Regions from separate parts of the Homo sapiens genome. Here regions 2, 3, 4 and 5 are each linked to region 1. The links are chromatin loops, found by intact Hi-C in ENCODE. Cell type or tissue: MCF 10A. All regions are shown on one strand.

Region 1 (5,000 bases):
GCACAGAAGTTCTCATTTAATTAAATCCCATTTATCATTTTTTGCTTTTGTCATGATTGCTTTTGTCATATTCATCATGATATATTTTTCTATTTCTGTATCTGGAACGGCATTGCCTAGGTTGTCCTGCAGGGTTTTTATAGTTTTGGGTTTTACATTTAAATCTTTATTCATCTTGAGTTAATTTTTGCTTATGGTATAAGAAAAAGGTCCAGTTTCAATTTTCTGCATATGGCTAGCCTGTTGTCTCAGCACTGCTTATGGAACAGGGAGTCCTTTCCCCATTGCTTATTTTGTCAGCTTTGTTGAAGATAGATGGCTGTAGGTGTGTGGCCTTATTTCTGGGCTGTCTATTCTGTTCCATTGGTCTATGTGTCTGTTTTTGTACTAGTATCATGCTGTTTTGGTTACTATATCCCTGTACTATAGTTTGAACTTGGGTGACATGATGTCTCCAGCTTTGTTCTTTTTGCTTAAGATTGCCTTGGCTATTTGGCCTCTGCTTTGGTTCCACTTGAATATCAGAATAGTTTTTTTTCTTCTAGTTCTGTGAAGTATGTCACTGGTAGTTTGATAGAAATAGCATTAAATCTGTAAATTGTTTTGGGCAGTGTGGCCATTTTAAGGATATTGATTTTTCCTATTCATGAGCATGGAATGTTTTTCCATTTATTTGTGTCATCTCTGATTTCTTTGAGCAGTGTTTTATAGTTCTCATTATAGAGATCTTTCACCTCCCTGGTTAGCTGTATTGCTAGGTATTTTATTCTATTTGTGGCAATTGTAAATGGGATTGCATTCCTGATTTGGCTCTCGGCTTGGCTGTTGTTGATGTATAGGAATGCTAGTGACCTTTGTACGTTGATTTTGTATCTTGAAACTTTGCTGAAGTTGTTTATTGGCTGAAGGAGCTTTTGGGTCGAGACTATGGAGCTTTCTAGACATAGAGTCATGTTGTTGGCAAACAGGGATAGTTTGACTTGTCTCTTCCTATTTGGATGCACTTTATTTCTTTCTCTCGCCTGATTGCCTTGCCGTGACTCCCAATACTATGTTGAATAGGAGTGATAAGAGAGTGCATCCTTGTCATGTGCTGGTTTTCAAGGGGAATGCTTCCAGCTTTTGCCCATTTAGCATGGCGTTGGCTGTGGGTTTGTCATAGCTGGTGCTTATTATTTTAAAGTATGTTCCTTCAATACCTAGTTTATTGAGGGTTTTCACTATGAAGAGATGTTAAATTTTATTAAGGGCTTTTCTGCATCTATTGAGATTATCATGTGGTTTTTGTCTTTAGTTCTGTTTATGTGATGAATCACATTTATTGGTTTGCATATGTTGAAGCAACCTTCCCTCCCAGGAATGATGCCTACTTGATCACGGCGAATTAGCTTTTTGATGTGCTGCTGAATTCAGTTTGAAAGTATTTTGTTGAGGATTCTTTCATCAGTGTTCATCAAGGATATTGGCCTGAAGTTTTATTTTGTTTGTGTCTCTGCCAGGTTTTGAATCAGGATGATGATGGTCTCATATAATGAGTTAGGGAGGAGTCCTTCCTCCTCAGTTTTTTGGAATAGTTTCAGCAGGAATGGTACCAGCTCTTCTTTGTACATATGGTAGAATTTGGCTAGGATTCTATCTGGCCCTGGGCTTTTTTTTGGTTGGTAGGTTATTTAGTACTGATTCAATTTTGGAGCTCATTATTGGTCTGTTCAGGGAATCATTTTCTTCCTGGTTCAGTCTTGGGAGGGCGTATGTGTCCAGGAATTCATCTATCTATTCTAGGTTTTCCAGTTTGTATACGTGTTTGTGTATATAATGGTGTCTGATGGTTATTTTTATTTCCGGGGTGTCAGTGGTAACATCACCTTTGCCAGTTCTAACTGTGTTTATTTGGATATTCTCTCTTTTCTTCTTTATTAGTCTCGCTAGTGCCTTATCTATGTTTATTTTATTTTCATGATGAACCTATGTAGTACCACCATCACCCCCTATTTAACACATGAGAAAATTGAGGCACATAGAAGTTAAATAATTGGTACATGACAGAATCAGAATTTTAACCCAGAGTCATAATTTTAATCTGGCCCCAGAACCTGCTTTCTCAATACTTCACTCAGTGCCTATCACAGAAATAAGCAAAATCTTACAAGCAGGGAATTCAGCCTTAAACCTCCCTGAATCTATTATTGAAATTTGCATGGCCCCTGTAAATTTGGGAAATTAATGCATTACTGCCTACTCCAAAGTTATATATAATTGTAAACTCTAAAGCAGTCTGTACAAATAAGAAATTGAAAAATTTTTTTCAGATACTACAATGGTCCAGTCATTTCATGGCTTCTAACTAAAGATCTGCCATACTGTGCTCCCTAATTTTGATGGGCTTCTTATTTTCCATGAGGTTCTCTAGGCTTGAAATATCATAATTATCCTAGAATTAAGATATTTACTGAATGTATTCTATGTTTCAAACAGTTGAATGCTGTAAGGGACATAAGAGAGACAGAATATGGAGATCCTAATTTTATCAGTAGAGTGAAAATTACGGTTTCCCACATCGTGCCTCTGGGAATATTGAGGCCTTGGTAGTCATCAGTTTAGACAAGAGGAAAGTTTTGTCCACAAGTCACTATGTAGTGCCTAGGGGTGTGGAAAGAAGAGACCTCTGAGTGTTTGGTAAAGTAGAGTTAATCAGTACCATCTTTAACTGAATTGTTTTCCACATAAACCAAGGGCTAAAGGTGAATTGGGCAGATAACACAAATAATTGCTTTATTTCAAAGGTGAGTCATTTCTGGCCTGGGGCACTTGATCCAGATTTCAGTTTGATTTCATCACATTCTTACAGTCACTTCTGCTTTAGCCTAGAGATTAATTTCTATCCTGGTGGACTAGTATGAAAAAACTATTCCACAAGATGTCTGAAGGTTTAATAATTAAAGCAGATGAAGATCTGTAACTAATCGAAGGTTCAAAGTACCAGGAGTTTTAAACACAGAGCCCTGATGAACAGCATGCAGTCTCTTACAATCAGCGTTCACCTCAAAAACTTCTGAGTTCACACCTCTTTTCTTAGCATTCCCTTTCTTTTCTCTGTTGGAATCCTTCCCATCCCCTCTCCCTTCAATTTTTTTCCCACATTTCTTCCTCTCACTTGCATTCTCTAATTGGTCACAGTGAATAATGGAAGCACCAAACCCTAGATATTAAGAGCAAACCCTGGGTTTTGCAGATGAGGAAACTGAGGCACAGGATGGAAAAGGGGTTTGAAGCAGTCAGAATGGAAACTTGGCTCTTTGGATTCACCAACCGAATATTTTTATATAGCATTTACCAAAAGTATTTAAAAATATTATTTTTTTGTCATATTATAAAATATTTCATGGCCATTGTAAAAGATGTTCAAAAATACAGAGACTGTAAAGAAAAAATAAAAATCACTTACTATGTCTTCACCCAGAGATAACCACTATTAACAATTTGGGTATATTTCCTTTCAGTCTCTTTTCCATTCAAATGAGCAGACATTACATTTATTTTAAAGAAATAGGATTCTACTGTAAGGGCACATTTGATCCTGTTTTTTTATGCTTACTTTTTGCTTTTTAGCATTGTCTCATTGATACAGGAGTTAAAAAGAAATCATTGGGCAGATGTGAGGGTATGGAAGTTCTCGGTAAGGCTTTTCTTTTTAAGGAAAAGCAGCCCCAAATTATTTTCTAACAAAGAGCAGCCTGTAAAATCGAGCTGCAGACATAAACAAGCAAGCTGGGAGCTTGCACAGGTGAATGCCAGCAGGAACTAGGGACTGGACATGTTTAAGACGGCAGCTCCATCTTTCTTTGTCTGCCAGCCACATGAACAGTAAGGAGCAGACAAGATGGGCCGGCCAAGGATAATTCATTTGCATAATAAGATTAGGATGGGGCCACCAGCCTTCCCCACACACTGTATAAATGTCATACGTGATCCAACCAATCTGTAAGCCCTACGTAAATCAGACACTGCCTCCTCAAACCCGACTATAAAATCCAGCACGTCCGGCCAGTCAGTCTGTTTTTTTTTTTTTTTTTTTGAGACGGAGTTCTTTTGAGCCTCCCGAGCAGCTGGGACTGCTGGCGCCCACCACCACATCTGGCTAATTTTTTGTATTTTTAGTAGAGACATGGTTTCACTGTGCTAGCCAGGATGGTCTTGATCTCCTGACCTCGTGATCCGCCCACCTCGGCCTTCCAAAGTGCTGGAATTACAGGCATGAGCCACCACGCCTGGCCCTGGCCAGTCAGTCTTTTCCACTCGGAGACCCCTCTCTCTATAGAGATAGCTGTTTTTTTGTTGTTGTTGTCTTTTTTTTTTTTTCTTTTTCTCTTATCTTGTGCCTATTAAACCTCCACTCCTAAACTGCTCGTGTATGTCCGTGTCCAAAATTTTCCTGGCACATGACAATGTACCCCAGGGTATATACCCCAGACAACATAGCTGCTTCATCATGGCAGTGAATATTCTTAAAAATATGACTTTTGATGGAGGCATACTATTTCAATCTATGGCTGCTGCATGATCTGTTTAACTACTTGTGGCACTTATTGAATAATGTTCTCTGTTTTTGATTTAAAAGCAGGTGAGTGAGACACTTCATACGTCCCAAAGGAGAGGGGAGAGAACTCCAACAATTCTGAATGAGTTGCTTTTCCTTCATAGCTTTCAATTTTTCTTCCCATTGTTTTTCCTTCCCATGGTTTATAGACCCTCACAAGGGAGAAAAAGGATGCTTTTGCACTCTAAATGTGCTGCTTTCATTACCATCATTGTCTAGTGACTTCCGTTCCTCTTATGTTCCCACATTGATTGGGTACAGAGTCCACTTCATTCTGTGCTTCCTCCTCTTGCAACCAGTCTTCATCTTAAGAACCAGTGGCTGCTCGTGCTGCCTGCCTTATGTGGATCACCCACCCCACTGGCTTTGCTCAAAATACTTCTCCTTTTTTATTTTTAGTTTT
Region 2 (5,000 bases), 470 kb after region 1:
AGTTAGAGAGGCACTCAGAATCTTCCTAAAATATGAAATGTTGAAATCTGGATTCTTTTTTTACCATGACTGCAAAATGTAAGCCACTACTTGGGCTCACCTTGTTGAATCAGATTTCTTCTACTTTGCCATTTTGATGATATCACTCCCAGGTATGTTTTTTTCTTTTTTTTTCCTTTTCTTTTTCCTTTCTTTTCTCTTTCTTTTTTTTTTTTTTTTTTTTTTTTGAGACAGAGTTGTGCTCCTGTTGCCCAGGCTGGAGTGCAATGGCACGATCTCTGTAGGCTCACTGCAACCTCCACCTCCCCAGTTCAAGCAATTCTCCTGCCTCAGCCTCCCGAGTAGCTGAGATCACAGGAGCCTGCCACGACGCCCAGATAAATTTTTGTATTTTTTTAGTAGAGATGGGGTTTCACCATGTTGGCCAGGCTGGTCTTGAACTCCTGACCTCCAGTCATCTGCCCACCTATGCCTACCAAAGTGCTCACTCCCAGGTAAGTTTTTGAAGTAACTACTCTGAAAATACCAGGCAACTTTTTAATCTATTCAGTGACACTGCCTACAGTGGCCCTCCTTACCAGCTGCAAAATGTTGAGATGTTAAAAGAAGTCCTAATTTTTCAAATGAGAATGGAAAGGAGGAAGAGACCTTGACTTTATTATACTGCTTGGCTGTCATATGCCAGGAAACATAGAATTTGGGGTATGCCTACAATGCATAATTAAGGTTGGAGATTGGTAATGGTGGAATGGTTTGAAGTCCTGGGCTGAGACAACCAATGGACTAACGATGAAGAAAAGGCTCTTCTGCTCAGAATAGCCTTCTCCCCACTTAAGTCTCTCCTAAAGAGGATCATCAGAGCAAATCTGTGACTAACAATTCTAAACTTGAAGTGGAGACAGATGTTCACAAATATGTATACGAATATTTAGCTAAAAATAACTAAAATAAGACAAAATGTCTTATTTTCAGTAGCTAAAAATAAACTAAATGCTCACCAACAGTTGATGGGCATAAAAGGGTGGCATATTGATTCAGTGGAATACTGTTTAGCAACGAAAAGTAACATACTACTCATAAGCATAACTAAATTGACAAATCTCAAAAAGGTTATGTTTAGTCAAAAGAAACTGGAACAAAGAACTGTATATTGTATGATTCCATTTATATGAAGTTCTAGAATAGGTAAAACAATTATGATGACAGATTGTTATTATTTATTAAACAATTATGACGACAGATATTGGAGCAGTAATCGTCTCTAGGGCATGACCCTAGAGAATTGACCAGAATGAGGTACTAGAAGGGACCTCTATAGGATGACGAAAATATTCTGTTACTTGAGGGTTTGGATGCACAAATTTATTATGCATTTGTTAAAGCTCATCAAAATGCACATAAAATCTGCTTTTTATTATATGTAAATTGTGCCCCATTTAAAAAAATGGTAAAAGAAAAATGCTTCATACCCTTTCCCAAATTTAAATGGAATTTCCTTTTACAGTAGCCATCAAGAGTCTATAGATTCACCCCGATGTTAAGAGCTTATCAATTTTATCAATCTTATTGCCTTCTCTTCTCCACGGATTCTTTTTTTTGAAATTGTCTTTCACTGTTTTCCTAAGAAACAGGCAGAAATTGAAAAGTAACTGAACACAAATGGGATTTTCTAACCAGAGAAAATGCCTGTCCAAGCATTGGCCTTTAAGAGAAGAGAGAACAATTCTCCCTTCATCAGATATCTAATTTCAGAGACTGTTTTAATGATAATTGGCCTTTAATGATTTCCTTCACAACTAGCAACTAACATTTGAGACAGAATTTAGAGTTTGAAAAAAAAAAAAAAAAAATCTCAGGTTATTCCAGTCACTGTTTTACAGGGACTGGCATCTGAAAAAAGCATCTTGTTTTTCCAACAGCAACTAAGTTAAAGATAACATGGCTTTAAAATAGAGAGATAAACTGGTTTTACTACATACTTTGACCATTTTCTTCATGGTTAGTCAGCAGTTTAATCTAGCCTTTCGTTCATGTCTTCGAATTCATCACATTCACACAAAGTACATGATGACTAAGTAAATCTGAAAATAAAGTGCCCAAAGGCAGATTATTTGCCACATACTTTATGATATTTAAAATCCTGAGAAGGTAAGCAGTCTTGTCTCAGTTGATGTAAAAGTGGTCTTAAACACACATCAACTACGAAATCCTACTAATGCTAACTGATAATAACATTGATGTTCCAATTTCCTGACTTGTTGATTGCCAGTTTGGCTAGTTTTCTTTGACCTATAGTCGTAAGATGGTGATGACGTTGACGATGACGGTGGAAAAGCTTATGAAAATGTTGGCTATCAAGAAGATTGTGAGCAGTGAATTTATTTCCTACTGCAATTTTACACTAAAACTTTCACATGGTGACTTGTTTTCTCTCCATTCTTTTGCTCGTATTCTCTTACAACATCAAGATTATGTTCTGTGCCTAACAAGCCCATTCAATGTTGTCTTCCACAGCTTTCAGACAAGCTCCTTTCCAATTAGTGAAACTTTTCTTCTTCCCATCAAATGATAAATACATGATTATTCTGATTTTAATATGAACATTCCAGCTGGCATGAAAATAACTCTCTAATTGCAAAAGAACAATTTATTACCTTTATATGCATTTTTTTTTTTTAGCATCCATTGAGTATTTATGTGGCATAAGGCACTATGGTTGACAGACATAAAAGTACATACCCATTAACTAATTACTGATGCATTAATATATGTATTGATATACATAGAGATAGAGATGATAAAGCTATAGAAAAACTATGAAATCATGAGCAACTGAATTTGCTGAAATGGCTGTATTATTGGACATTGGTTTTCAAAAGTTCAAACGACTGCAGTGAAAGTTTTTATTTTAAGAGCAATCATTGAAAGAATCAACTGACCTTGCTGTTCTCTGTCTCAAGTCAGAAAATAAACAGAGAAAGTGTATCTTAGTGGTTTGCAAGTGATTCAGAGCAGGATGCTCAGCTATTAGAAAGTCATCGATTCGGCTGGAGGAAATGAGTTGGCTGAAGCACGAGATATAAGCCAATGCCCAGGATTGTGAGGTCAGGGCAGGATGCCAAGATGAACTACATTTCCTGGCAAGAATTCAAGCTCATTGCCAAAGGCCTTGCTGTTATTCTGAATCCAGGTTTTGTAACCTTTTCAAAAACTCTTACCTTGATATTCAATATTTTTCATTCAACCTTTCTATTTTTCAAGATGCACGATATTAGTATGACATTTATATAAATTTAAATGCAACCTAAAAATCCACATTTTAAGTTAAAATCCATTCACTGCTTTAAGGCTATTTTTTTTAGGGTGACAATCAACATTGTCCATTAACTTTATTTTCAGACATATCTCTCACCCTGGAAAATAAGCAAGCTTGCCAGGAATGTTACTCAGAAAAAAAAAATTAATGGTTCAAAAATATTAAAGCCGTTAGCCACTGCTGACCAGACTGCTTCAAATAATGTGTATTGGGAAGGGTCATGACTGGATGGGAAACCAGCAGACATCAGTTCTATTCTGGGCTTGACTTCCACGTGACCTTCTCAATTCACTCAATTTTTCTGTGGTTCAGTTTGCTCAGGTTTCAAAAAAATGGAATGATAATACCAGGATGTTGTGGGGAGTCATCAGATTAGCAAGAAGCTTTGGACTCTTGAGACACACCTAATGTAGAAATAGATGATATCCAAGACTTGCCTCAGAACAATACATCTTGTATTCTATGTACTGTATTCTCCTTTTTTCTTCTCTCATTGTTTTAAAGCCCCATGAATTATTCCTTTCAGACACTGCATTGTTGTTTTGAATTGTTGCTCGGTAACAAATGATGAGATAAATGTTTCAGGGGCGTCCATGTGAAGAGACCACCAAACAGGCTTTGTGTGAGCAATAAAGCTGTTTATTTCACCTGGGTGCAGGTGGGCTGAATCCGAAAAGACAGTCAGCGAAGGGAGATAGGGGTGGGGCCGTTTTATAAGATTTGGGCAGGTAAAGGAAAATTACAGTCAAAAGGGGTTTGTTCTCTGGTGGGCAGGAGTAGGGGGTCACAAGGTGCTCAGTGGGGGAGCTTTTTGAGTCAGGATGAGCCAGGAAAAAGACTTTGACAAGGTAATGTCATCACTTAAGGCAAGGACCGGCCATTTACACTTCTTTTGTGGTGGAATGTCATCAGTTAAGGCGGGGCAGGGCAATTTCACTTCTTTTGTGATTCTTCAGTTACTTCAGGCCATCTGGGCATATACGTGCAAGTCACAGGGGATGCGATGGCTTGGCTTGGGCTCAGAGGCCTGACATTCCTGCCTTCTTATATTAATAAGAAAAATAAAACAAAATAGTGTTGAAGTGTGGGGGGTGGCGAAAATTTTGGGGGGATGGTATGGAGAGAGAGAATGGGCGATGTTTCTCAGGGCTGCTTTGAGCGGGGTTAGGGGTGGCGTGGGAACCTAGAGTGGGAGAGATTAAGCTGAAGGAAGATTTTGTGGTGAGGGGTGATATTGTGGGATTGTTAGAAGAAACATTTGCCGTGTAGAATTATTGGTGATGGCCTGGATACGGTTTTGTATGAATTGAAAAACTAAAAAATGGAATAAGAGAAGGAGAAAAACAGGTATAAAAGGTCTAAGAATTGGAGGACCCAGGACATCTGATTAGAGAGTGCCTAAGGAGATTCAGCGTAGTCCTGCCAGCAAAGATTATTTACTTCAAGAGTTTAGAGTGGCAGTTTGGGGATAGCACCAGGAGATATCAGCTGTGATGGCTTGGAGAAACAGTGTAAACCGGCAGTGTAAACAAGAGCAGGGCATGTATGAGTAGTTGAGAACGGTGAATAGGAGTATGACTGGACAGAAGATAGTAGGGATGACAAATTTTTTGGGGCACAGTCTAAGTTGGTCTGGTGTCTGGAATGAGACTGGGGCCTAATAAAAAGGAGCATCTATACAGGA
Region 3 (5,000 bases), 220 kb after region 1:
CTGCCTGGAGAAAACATAGCATCATGAATAAACTCAGCCTTGAATTATTTATATATTTTAGGCGGTTTTTTTCTCTCCTCAATCCACAAGGCCTGGGAATGATTTTCACTGGGAGCTGAGTGTCTGAATTTGGCTGTAAAAGGAAAACAGTTGCGGTATGTCTTAGTCCAAGTTTCAGGGTGAGGATAGCATCATGTTACGTGAGGAGTCAGCAAGGCTGGCAGTGCAGTGCAGTGAGAAGATACCGCTGAGAGCTCAGAAGAGGACAGTTCGAATCCTAGGAAGTTGTGTCTCCAGGGGCTTGTGGGCTTTGTGGACCACCTTGGACCCACACAATTGGATGGAGGGCCCCAGGGCCCACCTCCAGCACTTCTACCAGAGGATGCTGCGTCATTCTCTTTTATGAGGTAGATTTCAATCTAAGACTTTGTTGTGGAAAAAAAATGGTTTTATTATAAAAGGAAAAGTTTGGAAATCAATGGCGTTACTAATCTTTGAGACTCTATACAAGTGAGCTTCACCTCCTCCTGCCAACTAGAGACTCTGGGGACCCTTTAAAAACTGTTAATGCCAGGGTTCTAATCTTTATCAATTAAATTAGAATTTCTGGAGATGGGGGTGGACATCAGGATTTTAAATGTATCCAGGCGACTCTGATGTGCAGCCAGGGTTGAGAACCTCTACTTCACACCCTTCATTCATCTAACAGGACAAATATTGAGCACCTGCCACCAGCCACGTATTCAGCAGAGGATGGAGGATAAAGTGAAGAATGGGACAGGCCCAATCCTTGCCTTCATGGATTTCTCCATTTAAGTAAACACACAGCTGAAATTTGGAGGGATATATCTTGATACAGGAATATACAATACTATGACAGTAATAGCAGGATTGATAATAAGCATTGTGATAATATTTATTGCTGGGAGAATGTTGTTTTAGTCTTTTTAAAGACTCACGCATTGTGCTGAATGATTTGTGTGAAGTATCTTATTGGACTCTCATTCCAAGTCTGTAGTTAGGTACAGTTACTATCTTTGTTTTACAAATAAAGTACATGAGGCCCAGAGAGAGTAACTTGCCCAAGTTTATATAGCCCATAAAGGTGGAGTCTGGGGGAAGGGGTGCCCTGCCCCGACTTAGCAAATCAGGATGATGTCTCTGTACTTCTTGACTCTTTGAGTACACTTTGGAGCTGCAGAGATTGGGGAGCTGAGTGGATGTCAGAGTGTATGTTGTAGAAGAGAAGCTGATGTTTTTCAAAGCATTGCATCAGCATAAAGCAGGGCCTTGCACGCATACATGTGTGCACACACACACTCAAAAAGTATTACCGGCAGAAAAGATTATGAGACAACACTTTTATTTTACAAGTGAGAAAACAGAAGCAGAGAGAGCTGATGGCACAGGCACAGGCTTTGCCATGCTGGGGATGAGATCCAATTCTTCTGATTTCTTCTTTGAGGGCTCTTTAACTCACCCCGCTGTGACTCAGCTTTCACAGGGTGCTCTTCTGGCTTACAATCCCAAGGTTCGAGGGAAATTCCACCCGATTTCACCAAATACATTTTCACCTGACGTTGCATAACGAAGTCACCTGAGCTTGCAGTGATTCACTCTGCAAGTACCTTGATTCACCCAGCCCACACCTCAAATTTTTGATGCCCCATTTCTTCCCATAAGCAGGCATTGTGCCTTCAGTAGGTGGTGGAGAACTTGTCATGAGAATGCTATAATCCTTTCCACATGTTTGAAATTGGTACTTTTCTAAGTTCCTTAGCAACCATTGTCTCATACAATCTTTCCAAGAGTCCCGTCAATAGGCAGGAAAGTTGCCATTATCAACCCATTTGGGAGATGAACTTAACTTGGGCTCAGAAACGACCTGCCTCAGGCTCCTCCTGGGAAGTTTATGTTATTGTTATGGTAACAGGATGATGGTCACTACTAAGGAACTCCAGCCACATCCTCACTCGCCCTCACACAATGTCTTCACAGTCCCATCTGCATTTGCTCCAGCTGTGTTTCCACCAACAACCTCAGTGCTGGTTCCTCCTTGCTGAGTCATTTAGGCTGACTCATCTTCTGGACTCCAGAGATTCCCTAACTGCATGCTTCAGTTAGGGAAAGGTATGTTTGTGTGTGTGTGTGTGTGTGTGTGCATGCATGTGCATGTGTGAGGTGGTCCTTATTAAATTCTTATCAGAACACTTCAGAATATTTGAACTGGCCACGACCTGATTGCTTACTGATATCTGAGTGTCCCTTTTCCAAGATAGAAATGTAGTTCCTTGCTCTTTTCCAAATCTGATTTGCAATAGCTGCTGCTCCTATAGATCCAGTCATTTTCCCCTTTTTTCTCTCTTTTCATTTATTGATTCCTTCTTCTTCTAACCACCACCAACAGTTTAGCCAAGATAATGTAAACATTTCTCTAGAGTCTGGCCCAGTCAATTCTCTTAGAGGCTCATATTGTCCTTAAAATCTAAATGATGCAATGAAAGAGAACTTTGTTTCTGAGCAGTTCCTTGAAGACTATTGCTTGAAGACTTCATCCAAGTTGAAGCTTTGGAGAACCAAACTGCTCTCCTGAGACCCTCTCCCTCTCTTCAGCAAAATCAGAAGCTCCCATTGCCAGAGTCAGGATGGGTACAGCAGCCATTCTACTCAGCAGATCTCATGCTTAGTAGGGTGAAGGCCAAGAGCTAATCAGAGGGAATTTGGGGACTTGGACTTGGGCCAAATGGGGGCTTTCAAGTAGCCCTGTTGGGAAGAAAACATACATACCAGGCTGTGTAGAGAGTCAGCAAATAGTTACTCAGAGACCCAAGGTCAATGCTGGATCCAAAGAGATTGCAAGGAGTGAGGCTGATTGGCAGCAATTGTCCTGGAACTAGGCAGGTTTGAAAAATACTCTGTTCATTTTATTCTGTCCCGTTAAACTGAAAGCATTTTTAAGCTTGTGGTTTTGAGCAGCACATCTGGCATGATTAAAACCTGGTCAGTGTATGAATGGGCTTTTTTGGAGGATTTAACCCTCAATGAATATTATCTGATGGGAAAGTCAGGGAAAGCTTCTCTCTGTGTCTTCAAAGACTTTGGTAGAAAGAGAAAGGAGCAGACAATCTTTAGGTTTTCAGATCCTGGGAGGACCCTTTCTGTCTCCAACCTTCCCATCCCCAGATCTTTTTAAGGACAAAAAGGGGCTGTTCCTCTATCATGAGGCTCCTAGTCTAGGGGGACAGGGCCCTCAGAAGGCAAGCCCCTGAGAACAGTCCCCTTTTTGGTGGGAAGGAGAGGTGTTGAAACTCTCTAACACTTACACGTCATGATTTTCCCTTCTCCTGGGTAGCACGTGAGATCAACTGATGATGTTTTAAAATATATATTTTTACAGAAACATTTAGGGAGAAAGCTGCTGCTTAGTGTTCTACATGAGGGAATTGAGGTGTACTCATAATTTCTGCCTCTCTTTTCTCTCTTCTATTACTTGGAACAGAAACCCTGTGGGGCTGCAGAGCTTTAGCTAAACTCACCAGCAATCCCTCCATGGTGTGCCCTTAAGTTCTGAAACCCAGAACTGTTGGCATGACTGAAAAGTCTCATCTTCAGACAGAGAACTGGGAGTAGTATAAATAGTAACTGGGTGCTTTTTCAGCTCTTTTGAAAGAGAATAAGGGGTGTTAAACCCTCTCTGTCGGTGCCCTGAAATTTCATTTTGCTGTGCCGAGAAAGGAATAAAGTGCTGTATTCATTTTTGAGAGATTCCTTAACGAATTGTCATAAACTGAGTGATTAAAAAAACAGAAATGTACTCTGTTACAGTTATGAAGGCCAGAAGCCCCAAATCAAAGGATCAGCAGGATCATGCTCCTCCAGAAACTCTAAAGAAGGGTCCCTCCGTGCCTCCCTTCTGGCTTCTGGTGGTTGCCACCTATCCTTGGCATCTCCTGGCTCCTGCACGTGCTACTTCAGTCTCTGCCTCCATCACCATGTGGAGTTCTCTCCGTGTGCCTCTGTTCATTTGTGTCTAAATGTTCACCTTCTTATGAGAACACCTGCTATGGTTCTTATAAGATTAGGGGTAGCCCCTAATCCAGTATGATCTCCTCTTACCTTATTACATCTACAAAAACCCTATTTCCAAATAAGGTCACATTCACAGGTACTGGGAGTTAATGGTCAAACATAACTCTTTAGGGGACATAATTCTAAGCATAACAAGTACACTCTATGCTAGATAGGGGAAGCGGTCCATGGTTTGGCAGTCCCTAGACAACTATGTCAATTGTGAACTCATTCAACATCATTCCAAAATGTATTTACCAAGTCCCAAATATTTCCCATGCATAGGCTGAGCACAGGGATAGGGAATGCAGCCAGTTATTCTCAGAGTCACCAGCTAGGACACTATCTGCTTGAACAGCTGTTATAAGATGTATAAGTAAGAAAACTGACATAGAAAAAGTGAGCCTGGTACACAGCACAGAGTAAGTATTCAACAACTGATAGCTGTTACAATAGGCAGGGTTCTGGCTACTTCATGATAATGATGACCATTAATAAACGCTAAGTGAGAGGTGATGCCAAACACTTTGTATCATCTCATCCCATGGCATCAGCAACTCCATCAGGTGTGTTTTCATCAGCTCTGTTCTCCAAGTGATGACATTGAAGCTTAGAGAGGCTAAGGAACTTTCCCAGGTCACACAGTTAGTCACTTTCAGGACTAGGACTTTTCAGAATGCAGATTAGTCTAACCATGCTATGCCAGTTTTTTCATTGTCTCTCAAAGGATGGTCCTGAGTCAATCAGTGGCAATTTCTAACCCCTCCCTTGAGGCTTAAATTTTATTTTACATGTTATTACAGTACAGGTCTTGCTTGGACAGACCTGGAAAGCGGACAGCAAGCTTCAGCTGACCCCAGGGAGGCGTGCCCCTGAAGCAGGCACTAGCTGTGAAACAAGCTTCTCCTTCTTGAATTTGGAGGAAGCTGATG
Region 4 (5,000 bases), 190 kb after region 1:
CTCTCTTTCTTTCTCATTATTAGCTCATTCAAACTATTATTAACTATATTTATAACAAAAACATCTTAATGCATTTAACTACATTTAACTAATAATTTAAATGTATTTGATGGGCTTCAGTAGGATTTGTAACTTTTAAATTTTAGAACACTTGTTTCTATTTGAAGAAAATCCTTATATACCACTCCTTGAGTAACACTTTCTTTAAATGTCAATTCTTTGTCAACTGGTTTTTATCCAGACTGTCCCTGCAATATGCTAATGAAGATACACAGGCACAAATCTGAATGAGGCTTCCAATTAAGCAAAAGCTTTTCTGACAAAAAGAAAGACAGATTCAGTTGATTTCATGCTTTCTGCCCTTTATCTTTCTTCTTCCTACTTGGCATGTGAATGCAATGGCTAGAGGGGTAACAGAGATGATACCGCAAAGAGGATGAACACTTAGATACTCCCTCAGATGGTGGAATAGAAATTGAAAGGAACCCAGTTCCTTGATGATTCCCTTCAAGAATTGTTCCATCTCAAGATTACCCAAATTCTACTTATTTAAGAAAACCCCCTAGTTTTTTAAAGACACTATTTATTAGCATTTTTGATACTTGCAGCCACATGTCTTCACTAATATATTTGTCCAAAGTCATGTTCACAATAAGTGAGAGAGGTTGGTTTTAAATTTAGGCTTCTTAATATCTAAAACTTGTGATTTTACTAAATAATGTAAAGAACCATGGGCAAGGAATACAACTGGATACTTCTGTATAGAGAACCCACTCATTAAGTCTTTAATGACCCTCAGATATGCTTTGTACAGAGAAGGCGGCATAAATGGCTGATTGGTAAGCCAGCTTCCCCATGTCCAAGGCTGCATGGTTCCTTGACTAAGAGCCCAGGATTACCCTACATTATCAGCATCTCCTCAGGCAGGGAATGAGATGCTTCTGGCCTGGTGTAATGAGCTGATGAAATATACAAACTGTCTCCTGCTTCTTGTCAAATGATTTCCAACCTTTCTATAGCAAGGTGTCCTTTTGTTTTTTATTAACTTTGCAAAGTACAACATGTTTTGAAAGATTTTTGTCTAAAAAACTACACTTAACATAAATATTGAATCACTTTCCCCTCTACATTTAATCAAATGCACATATAGCCTCTAATCATAGTTTCCGATCTCCGTGTCCAGGGTTAGCTCCCTGAGTTGGTTCTAATTTCAGTAAAAAATAAGAATACTTTGGTTCACATGTGTATCCTCAATGTCTGTTAGTATTTTAAGGATAATAGTAATGTCCCATAGATTCCTGGGTTGTCTTTGAAGCCTCCTGTGAGTCTGGGGACTCTGCTGGGGACCCAGGCTGGGCATACCTGCTCTAGAGTTTGATGGTCCATATTCCAGGAAGCTGGGTGGTTGTCCCACAAGAAAAGGTTATAGAAGAGGCTTCTAGGCAGAAGACAGGGTTGATTCTGCTGTGGATTCCTCTTAGTGCCCCATGTTACTTTTTAGCGAGGCTGACCCCATGATAGGCTGATCTTTGTTGTGCCAGGCCTATTTGGCTCCTCATGCTCACACCTCCCACTTGGACTCAAGCCAGGCCTGGACCCTGAAAACCCAATCATGGAGCATTTTATGAGCCCCATCTGCAAAGGTAAGTGGGATCTAGAATTGGTCGTGCTTAGGTATCCAACCTGCCCACTTTGTGCCCTGTGGATTGCTCTGTAGCTTTCCCCTCCTGCCCTTCTTATGCTTATCATGTTCATGATGGTTGAGTTCTGTTGGAAAAACACTCACTGAGCTCCTGCCATGATCCAGCATAGCACTAGATGCCAGTCTATAAAGATGAGTAAGTTCCCATGTTTATCATCGAACTTCTGCCTTGATTTCTGGTTGGTAATCAGGTTTTCCTCATTTAAAACTTAATGTAGAAGGATTTATGAGACATGACATAGTTCATGCCAGCCTCCCCCTACCTTCCACTTGAGTTAGACCCCTCTTGTTCTACCCCCCACTGCTGATGGGATCCTGATACAGCCCAGGTAGATTATCTACCATCTCAACATTGTAGATCCTGCCTTTCTGCAGGATGGGGCCCTGTTGCCACATCCTTCCCACCAGATCGAGTTCCTATGTTTCCCTCTCCTATGTGACTGTCTCTCCCATTAAACTATGCACTTCTAGAGGGCAGGGGTATCCCAGCACCATGCTCAGAGCACAGTGAGTAGTAGGTACTGGTAACTATTTGTTGAATGATGAATGGTGAGTGCTGCATGCAGAGGGGAGATGAGAAGCTAGGACCCTGAGAAGTCTGGAAATGGTGTAGGTTGGCCACTGTAGATGACCGTGATGTCACCTGGGGTGGTGATATGGGATGAAGGGAAGACTGTGGACCAGATACCACTGTCATCATCAGACTATCATGAGAGTGAGTACTAATCAGGTGGTGGTTAGGGAAAGCAGCGGCGGGGTGGAGGTCCGTGTAGTTGGAGGACCTGAGACTCAAGAGGGAGAGAAGCTTTGACATAGGCAGCTGGGACTGGTGCTGGGGGCCAGCATGCTGAGAGCAACTCTGAGGAACATGGAAGGACAGATTGAGAACAGGCTGACTCCACATGAGAGGACTGCAAAGGAATCAGGTTACCAGGGAAGAGCTGATTCTTAGTTAGGGCCAGGACATGGTGGGGAGTCTCAGGAGGAGGTTGGGGGTATATGGTATCAGTGAATCACATGGCGAAGGTTGTATGGATGGGCGCCTTAGCTAGATGAGACCCCAGGATGGGTCTCATGCATTCTCCTCCTCCACTGAGTCTCCGCTTGCCTCATGTGAGGGTTGATGGCTTTGGCTTTACTCCAACTTCCTGCATCTTCTCTGACTGTGTCCTGATTTTGACCATGAGCCTTGTTCTTGACAACTGCCTTGTCTCTGGTCCTGGACTCCTACCAGCCCTCCCTCCTCTGAGGAAACCAGACCTGAGCAGGCAGCTCCTGCAGCTTTTCACCTCGACTTATCTCCCCAGCCAGAACTTTTGCTTAATTTGCTTACTGACATTTCACACTGATGTGCGGGGACTCATCAATTGAGTTCCAAGCATATGCATGACTCACATGCATTTGAAGAGTATGTGGAGGAGGGAGGGAAAAAATGAGAGAGAGAGGATTTTAGTCATATAAGTCATCAAAGAGCCTACCAGGCTTGCTTTGGTTTTGTTTGTTTTAGAAAATGACTGGAGGCCATAATGTTTGAACTTTTTTATTGTGAAGTCTGCTGAGAATTCAAGCAGGGCCAACCCCAGATACTTCTCTTTCTTCAGTTCCTGAGACAGAAAGAATGAGTCTGAATCTTATTAAGCAGATCCGCAGGACTTGGATTGAAAGAAATATGAAAACACAATTTTGTGTTCAAGCCTGGGAAGGAAAAATAACTTCAGAGTGAGCCAGACATATTTTGGAATTCTTTCAGCATCTACACAGCAAGACCTACACAGCATAAGATTGTGAAAGTTTGTGTGTGTGTGTGTGTGTGTGTGTGTGTGAGAGAGAGAGAGAGAGAGAGAGAGAAAGAGAGAGAGAGAGAGTATGTGGTCATCTTCTGGCTGGCAAATTGGTTCCAAAATTTGTACAAGGAGACAATTTCTTTGCTACCAAACTGACTGGTAAAAACATATCACATAGCCTTTAAAGATGGAACTTACTTGTTATGAAATTGACACATTTGCTCACCCCTGATTCCTACCAGGAAAGTGCTTTCTCCCACTAGCAACTGAATCCTACTTGTTCTCAGTGTGTGGCCAGGATCTGCCCTGTTTCCTCCAGCTCACAGAGCATTCCCTCTCTCTTCAGAAACCCCACAGCCCTTATCGTCTCTGTCACTTAGTCAAACACAGGTTGCTATAGCAAAGTACTGTAAATTGGGTGGCTTATAAACAACAGAAACTTATTTCTCACAATTCTGGGGACTGGAAGTCTCAAATCAGGGTGACAGCATCATCAGGTTATGGTGAGGGTCTTCTTCCAGGTTGTAGATGGCTTGCTTCTCTCTGTGTCTTCGCATGGCAGAAAGAGGGTGAGAGGATTCTATCATCACCTGGAGGGTAAAGATTTCAACATATAAATTATAATAAACAGTCTATTTTCAGGTTGCTTCTGGCTTCCTCAAGCCTGACTTTCCTCATAGCTGTGATTTTCTTCATATTGCTTTCCCTTAAACACAAGTCAGGTCTGTCCTTTAATGTTCTATAATGTGGTTTATAAAACACTATTGAAGACTTGTGGAATGAGAAAGGAATGACAATGCAGATGAGTATTACCAGATACAGTTGCTCCTAGCATCCTCAGCTCTTGCCTGTCTTCCAGTTGTGATGCCCAGAGTAGCACCCGTATGGTTTGGCTGTGTCCCCACGCAAAATCTCATCTTGAATTATAATCCCCATAATTCCCACGTGTAAAGGGCAAGACCAGGTGGAGGTAATGGGATCCTGGGGGCAGTTTCTCCTATGCTGTTCTTATGATAGAGTCTCATGAGATCTGATGGTTTTATAAGCATCTGGCATTTTCTCCTGCTTGCACTCACTTCATCCTGTCACCCTGCGAAGAAGGTGCCTGCTTCTTCTTTGCCTTCTGCCATGATTGTAAGTTTCCTGAGGCCTCCCCAGCTATGTGGAACTGTGGGTCAATTAAACCTCTTTCCTTTATAAATTACGCAGTCTCAGGTATTTCTTCATAGCAGTGTGAGAACAGACTAATACAGCACCTGTAGAGGGAGTAGGCAAAATTAGTGCATTTCTCCTACCCTAGATTCAGGCCCTTGGCTTTCTAGATACCTTAAGGGAGAATAACCAAGGTTCCCTCTAAACCCTGGGCCTGGTCTGGCCACCCAGTCACAGATCTTACAGACACAACTGAATTTTTATTGTTTTAGATCTCTCTGTTTCAAAAGGGGCTCTTACTTTACATTTGTCTAATTAAAATGCCCTGTAAGTGTGTTTTCCTAAACAAGGCCTCTCTCTTC
Region 5 (5,000 bases), 210 kb after region 1:
GGGAAGAATTATTGGTATAACAAAAGCAGGGGGTGGTGATGGGGAGATGGGAGGGCCAGATCAGGTTCTGCAAAGAGTTTTGTGCATTGTCGTTTGAACCGTAATAAGAGAGAAGTTTGGATTGGGAGGAAAGCTTGATAACATGAAGCAAGGTTTGGAATATCAAGCTCTGCCAATGAAATTCATTCTTAAACACCTGGATTTATTCCTGTCAACAACAGTAATAGGTAAGACTGAGTTAATAAAGATAATCAAATAATCCATCAGTGATTTTTATTGTGTTTCTCCATGATAAAACCAGTGCGTACTCATTATAAACATTTTGGGAGTGTCAAAAAAAATAGAAAGAAAAAAATTGACCTTTGAGTTATTTCTCAGTGCAGCTACTATGCACCATTTTGTCTTTTTCCTTTAAGTTTTTTTTTCTTCCCTTCTAAATGCTTGGGTTGTTTGGTTTACATAATTATCAGTATAGTGTAAATAAAACTTAGTACCACTTTTCACTTACTTTGTAACATGTAACTTTTTTTTTTTACATGCTATAAGGTCTCTAAAATTTACATTTCATGATTATAATCCACTCATTGAATATACCACACTTAATATAAACAAGGCTTTAGAGTTGGATATTTAGTTGTTTTGTACTTTTCACACCTGATCAATAACATTTTGATGAAAATGTGCTTCAAGTTTTTCTAAAAATTCAAATAATTTATATAAGATGATTTTCCAGGAGTGCTGCTACTAAATGAAAGATCACATGTACTTTTCAGCTCTTCTGTCATAAAACCAATTTAAGTGTTTTGTTTTGTTTTGTTTTTGTTTTAGAGTACCAACAATTTGTCTGGTTATCTGCTAGGCTGACTCAAGAATCTTCATTCTAGTGAGATCGCTAAAAACAATATGAAATATCATAAAGTGCTGGTGATGAGGAATATTAGGAACCTGCGTCACGTATCATGATGAATCAGACTTTCTGCATCACGTATCGTGATGATTCATGACTTTCAGAGCTGGAAGGACCCTCAGAAAAGCATCCAGTCTTGGCCCAAAGCTGCAGATGGGCAAAGCATTTTACAGCAGGCAGCAAAGGCCAGGACAAAGCATGTATTGAGTAAATGGCAGAGCAGTTTTCAGATCTCTAAAATCATCACCTCTTGGTCATTTCTAGCATAAAAGTTCTATGGTACCAAGACTAGTCCTCTGGCTCTATCTGCTTAGACCTGGAATTCTTAGCATTTGATACAGCCCCATTTACAGGAGTATGGCACACTCCCTCAAATAAGTCAATCAATTCAGAGACAGTGTTCCGTCAGAATTTCCAATGGGAAGAGTTTGGTTTGCACCATGTTTGATAGGTTTGTTTTCCCACATATCCCACTCCCAATGTACCAAAAAATGTATCTACCTAGTCAACAAATACTTCTCCCTCTTCATGCTTTCCAAGCCTTTCTTGGGGAGATCACAGCCTCCCTCTATTCACTTCTTAGTAATCCAATCATAGTATCCCAATTATGACCAATAAGATATGAGGGGGAAACCTGCTGGGAAGCTGTTGGGAATACTTTTGTTCATAAAAAATTGTTACATGGAAAAGATATCTTCTTTTGCTGAATATTTTTGTGTCTGCACGTGGTGTCCAGAACTGCAGCAGCAACCTTGTGATCCAGAAGACAGTTAGGAAAATCTGTTGGGATTTCGTAGTAGAATAATGGGGGAAAAAACTGAGTTTCAAATGATGTCTTTGAGTTGATAAATTATATCTGAAGCCTCCCTACACCTCTTGTTATGTGGCAGAATTATTCCTCATTGTTTAAATGAGTTGATATTAAGCTTTCAATTATTTAAATCTCAAAGCATCTTTACTGCTATAGTATATGTGAATGATATCCTCAATCATGGGGCCAGCTCATCTAGATTGCCAGGGTACTGCATTAACAGCTTCTACTTTGGACAGGTGTGTGTTAAAAAATGCTCAGCTTTGCTCTCATCGCCTCAAGGAAATCTTTCTCATCCTCTGCCTAACCTTCAACTCCATTTGGTTTGGATGTTTCTCCTCTGAGCTTTCATAATAACCTCTTTGGTTTTATTGTATTAATGTTGTTTCTGTCTTCCCACTAAGCTTTGAGTTCTTTAAGGACAGCAACTGTTTTAGTCATCTCAGTAGCTCCACTCTTAGAATTCAAAATGGAAAACAAAATAAGTAAGTTATTCACCAGATTGCTGTGACTCTTTTCATTAAGGTATTAAGTGGTGTGTATGTGTGTGTGTGTGTGTGTGTGCGCGTATGGACATCCACATATGTGTTCATATCATTTTTATTAGAATTTGGTACCTTTACTCACTCATATGCCTGCTGTATTTTCTTTTCCTATCTCATTCACATAAGGCAGCATCTCTCATAAATGTAAACCAAACCTAGTTGACATGAAACTCCTATGCCCCCAAGGAAGACTTAAAACTGCTTGGAGTATCTTTTCTTGCTGGAAGGACAATTTGAAGAGTGTGTGGGTCATTGAAAGCAGGAGAGGGATGCCTGTTCATTCTGCTGAAAGACTTCTCATTATGCTACTGGCCACAAGGTGTCCATCTCTCAGTAGGAAGAATGCATAGCTTCTGGAGAGTGTGTCTTCCACCACCCCCAGCTCAAGGGACTTTGAGAAGTTGTTTAAGGATTGTGTAGGTGGCTTGAGACTCTATCCAAAGGAATAGGAATGTGTGATCTATAATAGTTACTCAATGACTAAGCTACAAGCATCACAAGGCCTGCAGATGACTAATAATTATTCTCATTCTACAGGGTATGGTTTGCAAAACAAAGTAAGCAAGGCCTCTGCTCTTTTGTCCTGTGAGTCATTCCTGTAAAATGAGTACCCTGGGCTCCAGTGGTAAGGTGCAGAGAGTACCAGGAATACTAGCTGGTATTTTCCACTTTTCTCCCTGCCTGCTCTATCCACCTATCTCCCCTACAGTCGCAGTCCTTTTGGGGCCACACTTCCCCTTGAAAGCCTTGAGGGGAGGCTGTGCTGTGCTGGGGTTAAGAATCCGACTTTGACTTCTAACATAGAGGCTCACATCTGGACTCCCTCATTCCCAGATGTGTGGCTTGGGCAAAAGACTTAGCTTCTCTGAGCTCCAGTGGTTCTCATTCTTAGGTGGAGATAATGAAGTAAGTTATAGAATTGTTATGGAAACTAATGGATATAAAGTGCTTAGTATACTGCCTTGGTGCAGACTAAGAGCCCAAGAAATGGTAATTATTATTAAGATTAGCTAAAAGTTTTCCTCAGGCTGTCTGCAAAGAGTGAAATAGCTGTACAATTTAGGGACTTTTTTAAAAAAAAAAACTTCTCTAATCTTTTGTTTACTCATCTTAAAAACCAATTATAATAATCTTTACCTTGCAGTTTTGTAGGCGAAGTACAGCAGGACATGGCAAAGTGTATGGCATAATGTAGTTCCTTTACACATACATATTTTTTCTTTTTTCTTTTCATGGTGGATGGAAGATTCCTTTGGTGTGTTCAAATTCCTAAAGTAGCTCTTTCAGGCCTTTATGGTAGAAGGTGTTAGTTCTTCAGCACTAACCCCAGAAGACTGGTTTCCTAACACTGGCATATACACTGATGCTGGGTATTTATCTGCCTTGGAAGATAAAAGGGGTTTGGGGTTTCTGAAAATGGCAGAGGCCTGGGCACTGTTGACATGTATTACCCTGGATAGGGTGTGGCCAGGTGCAAACCCACAGAGGCCAGACCCTGGGCAGTACAATTTAGAAGTAACATAGACAAGGTGATGTCTACAGGGCTCATTCCCAAATGTTCTGGGCCAGGAACTATGATGGTGTGCTTATTTAAGTGTAGAGAGGAGGAGGAGCCCCTCACTAATGACATCCACTGGGCTTCCTGCCATTCTTCCCACTGTGGGCTCACAGATGAACTTTACTCGATTTCGACTAATAAATGATGTGGCATTTTTTGGATGCTAATGTGGAATAAGTTCAAATTGAGTATATCTATAAGCAACAAGTAAGGTAGGGCCTACTCAGAAAGGCTTAATAAATGATAGCTAATATTATTCTTATTCTCTCTCAAAGAGAGATAGGGTTTCAGGCACAAAACTTGAGTGTGGATTTTGGAGTCAGAAGCAAGAATATCATTGTTGGCTCCATCAGTTACTGTCTTTGTTCTCTTAGGCAAGTCGTTAAACCCTCCCTTTGCTCATCTATATGGTTCAGATGTTAAGAGTCTCTTTCACAGAGTGTGGTTGGTCATAAGAGTTAAATGATGGAATCAAGTCTAGCTTGTATAATTGATTGATAGTTGTTATTATTAACACTACCATGATTGTATAGTAGCTGTTGAGGGAAGCTTTGTGCTTTTCACATTACAGTTCCTGAAGATCAGTGTAGAAAGGTAAGAGTTCAAGACCATCAATTCCAACTCTATTGTGCTTATTAACATTCACTCTAGAGGATTCTGGGATGCTTTACAGTGAATATGTAGGCTTAGAAAAACATCTTTTGATAATAGCCATGCATTTTCATGTTGATGGTCCTGACATTAAAAGCTCTGCATGGTTGGAAATGACCAAGGACAAAGGTAGGGTGATAGGATATTTTGAAAAACTTTCAAGGCAATAGTTTTTTCTTTGGGAGTAGTGTTAGAGTGGAAAAAAAAGAGTAAAAATTTTGGGAACATGGAAATATTGCAATTTCATCTATAATGCCCTTTGGAGATATAAATTAACTTTATTCTTTTAGCAAAATAAATCATTTGTCATAAACTTTTTTTTTTCCCTTTAAAGATCTAAAGACCTGGTGTGGGATGAAGAGAGAAACCTCTAAACATTTGGAGGATGTTTTTCTTTACTGCTTTTCGGAAGTTATTGAGAGTAAAAACAAATCTTCTTTAAAATCACCTGCCACATTTTGTTTTGGGAGACTCTTCGTCCTGGATTTAGTGCAGACTAATATTACACCTCTTTTTTTGTTTTCTTTA

The links. Hi-C counts contacts between places; a loop is a spot of excess contacts. Peaks named below come from ENCODE experiments on the same cell type or tissue, not always from the same donor. Only the 100,000 strongest peaks of a DNase experiment are listed, where the experiment ranks them.
Region 2: it touches region 1 in a loop (3-fold over the local background); 2 of 110 quality-filtered maps call a loop at or near these places.
Region 3: a loop joins it to region 1, with 8 times the contacts of the local background. A loop is called at or near these places in 3 of 110 quality-filtered maps.
Region 4: a loop joins it to region 1, with 7 times the contacts of the local background. A loop is called at or near these places in 6 of 110 quality-filtered maps.
Region 5: a loop joins it to region 1, with 11 times the contacts of the local background. A loop is called at or near these places in 6 of 110 quality-filtered maps.

Annotation. Positions count from the first base shown.
Region 1 is chr4:13,699,352-13,704,351 of GRCh38, forward strand. The region is part of intron 2 of LINC01182 (long intergenic non-protein coding RNA 1182); the gene reads left to right. Among named protein-coding and RNA genes, the nearest start is that of LINC01182, 47 kb to the left of the region's middle. In MCF 10A, no CTCF peak of the experiment used is centred here; DNase peaks (open chromatin) are centred at 1,470 and 2,790.
Region 2 is chr4:14,166,051-14,171,050 of GRCh38, forward strand. LOC124900670 (a long non-coding RNA gene) reads left to right here. Exons shown (of 2, transcript XR_007058058.1): 1 at 1-494. Among named protein-coding and RNA genes, the nearest start is that of LINC01085, 57 kb to the left of the region's middle. RefSeq lists an enhancer at 4,075-4,646. In MCF 10A, no CTCF peak of the experiment used is centred here; a DNase peak (open chromatin) is centred at 3,091.
Region 3 is chr4:13,919,087-13,924,086 of GRCh38, forward strand. All of the region lies in intron 3 of LINC01182 (long intergenic non-protein coding RNA 1182), which reads left to right. All of the region lies in intron 3 of LOC107986182 (a long non-coding RNA gene), which reads left to right. Among named protein-coding and RNA genes, the nearest start is that of LINC01085, 190 kb to the right of the region's middle. In MCF 10A, no CTCF peak of the experiment used is centred here; DNase peaks (open chromatin) are centred at 1,555 and 2,035.
Region 4 is chr4:13,889,120-13,894,119 of GRCh38, forward strand. All of the region lies in intron 3 of LINC01182 (long intergenic non-protein coding RNA 1182), which reads left to right. All of the region lies in intron 3 of LOC107986182 (a long non-coding RNA gene), which reads left to right. Among named protein-coding and RNA genes, the nearest start is that of LINC01085, 220 kb to the right of the region's middle. RefSeq lists an enhancer at 2,678-3,877. In MCF 10A, no CTCF peak of the experiment used is centred here; a DNase peak (open chromatin) is centred at 3,102.
Region 5 is chr4:13,904,755-13,909,754 of GRCh38, forward strand. All of the region lies in intron 3 of LINC01182 (long intergenic non-protein coding RNA 1182), which reads left to right. The region is part of intron 3 of LOC107986182 (a long non-coding RNA gene); the gene reads left to right. Among named protein-coding and RNA genes, the nearest start is that of LINC01085, 200 kb to the right of the region's middle. RefSeq lists enhancers at 318-1,517, 2,212-3,411. In MCF 10A, a CTCF peak has its summit at 2,562; DNase peaks (open chromatin) are centred at 1,007 and 2,697.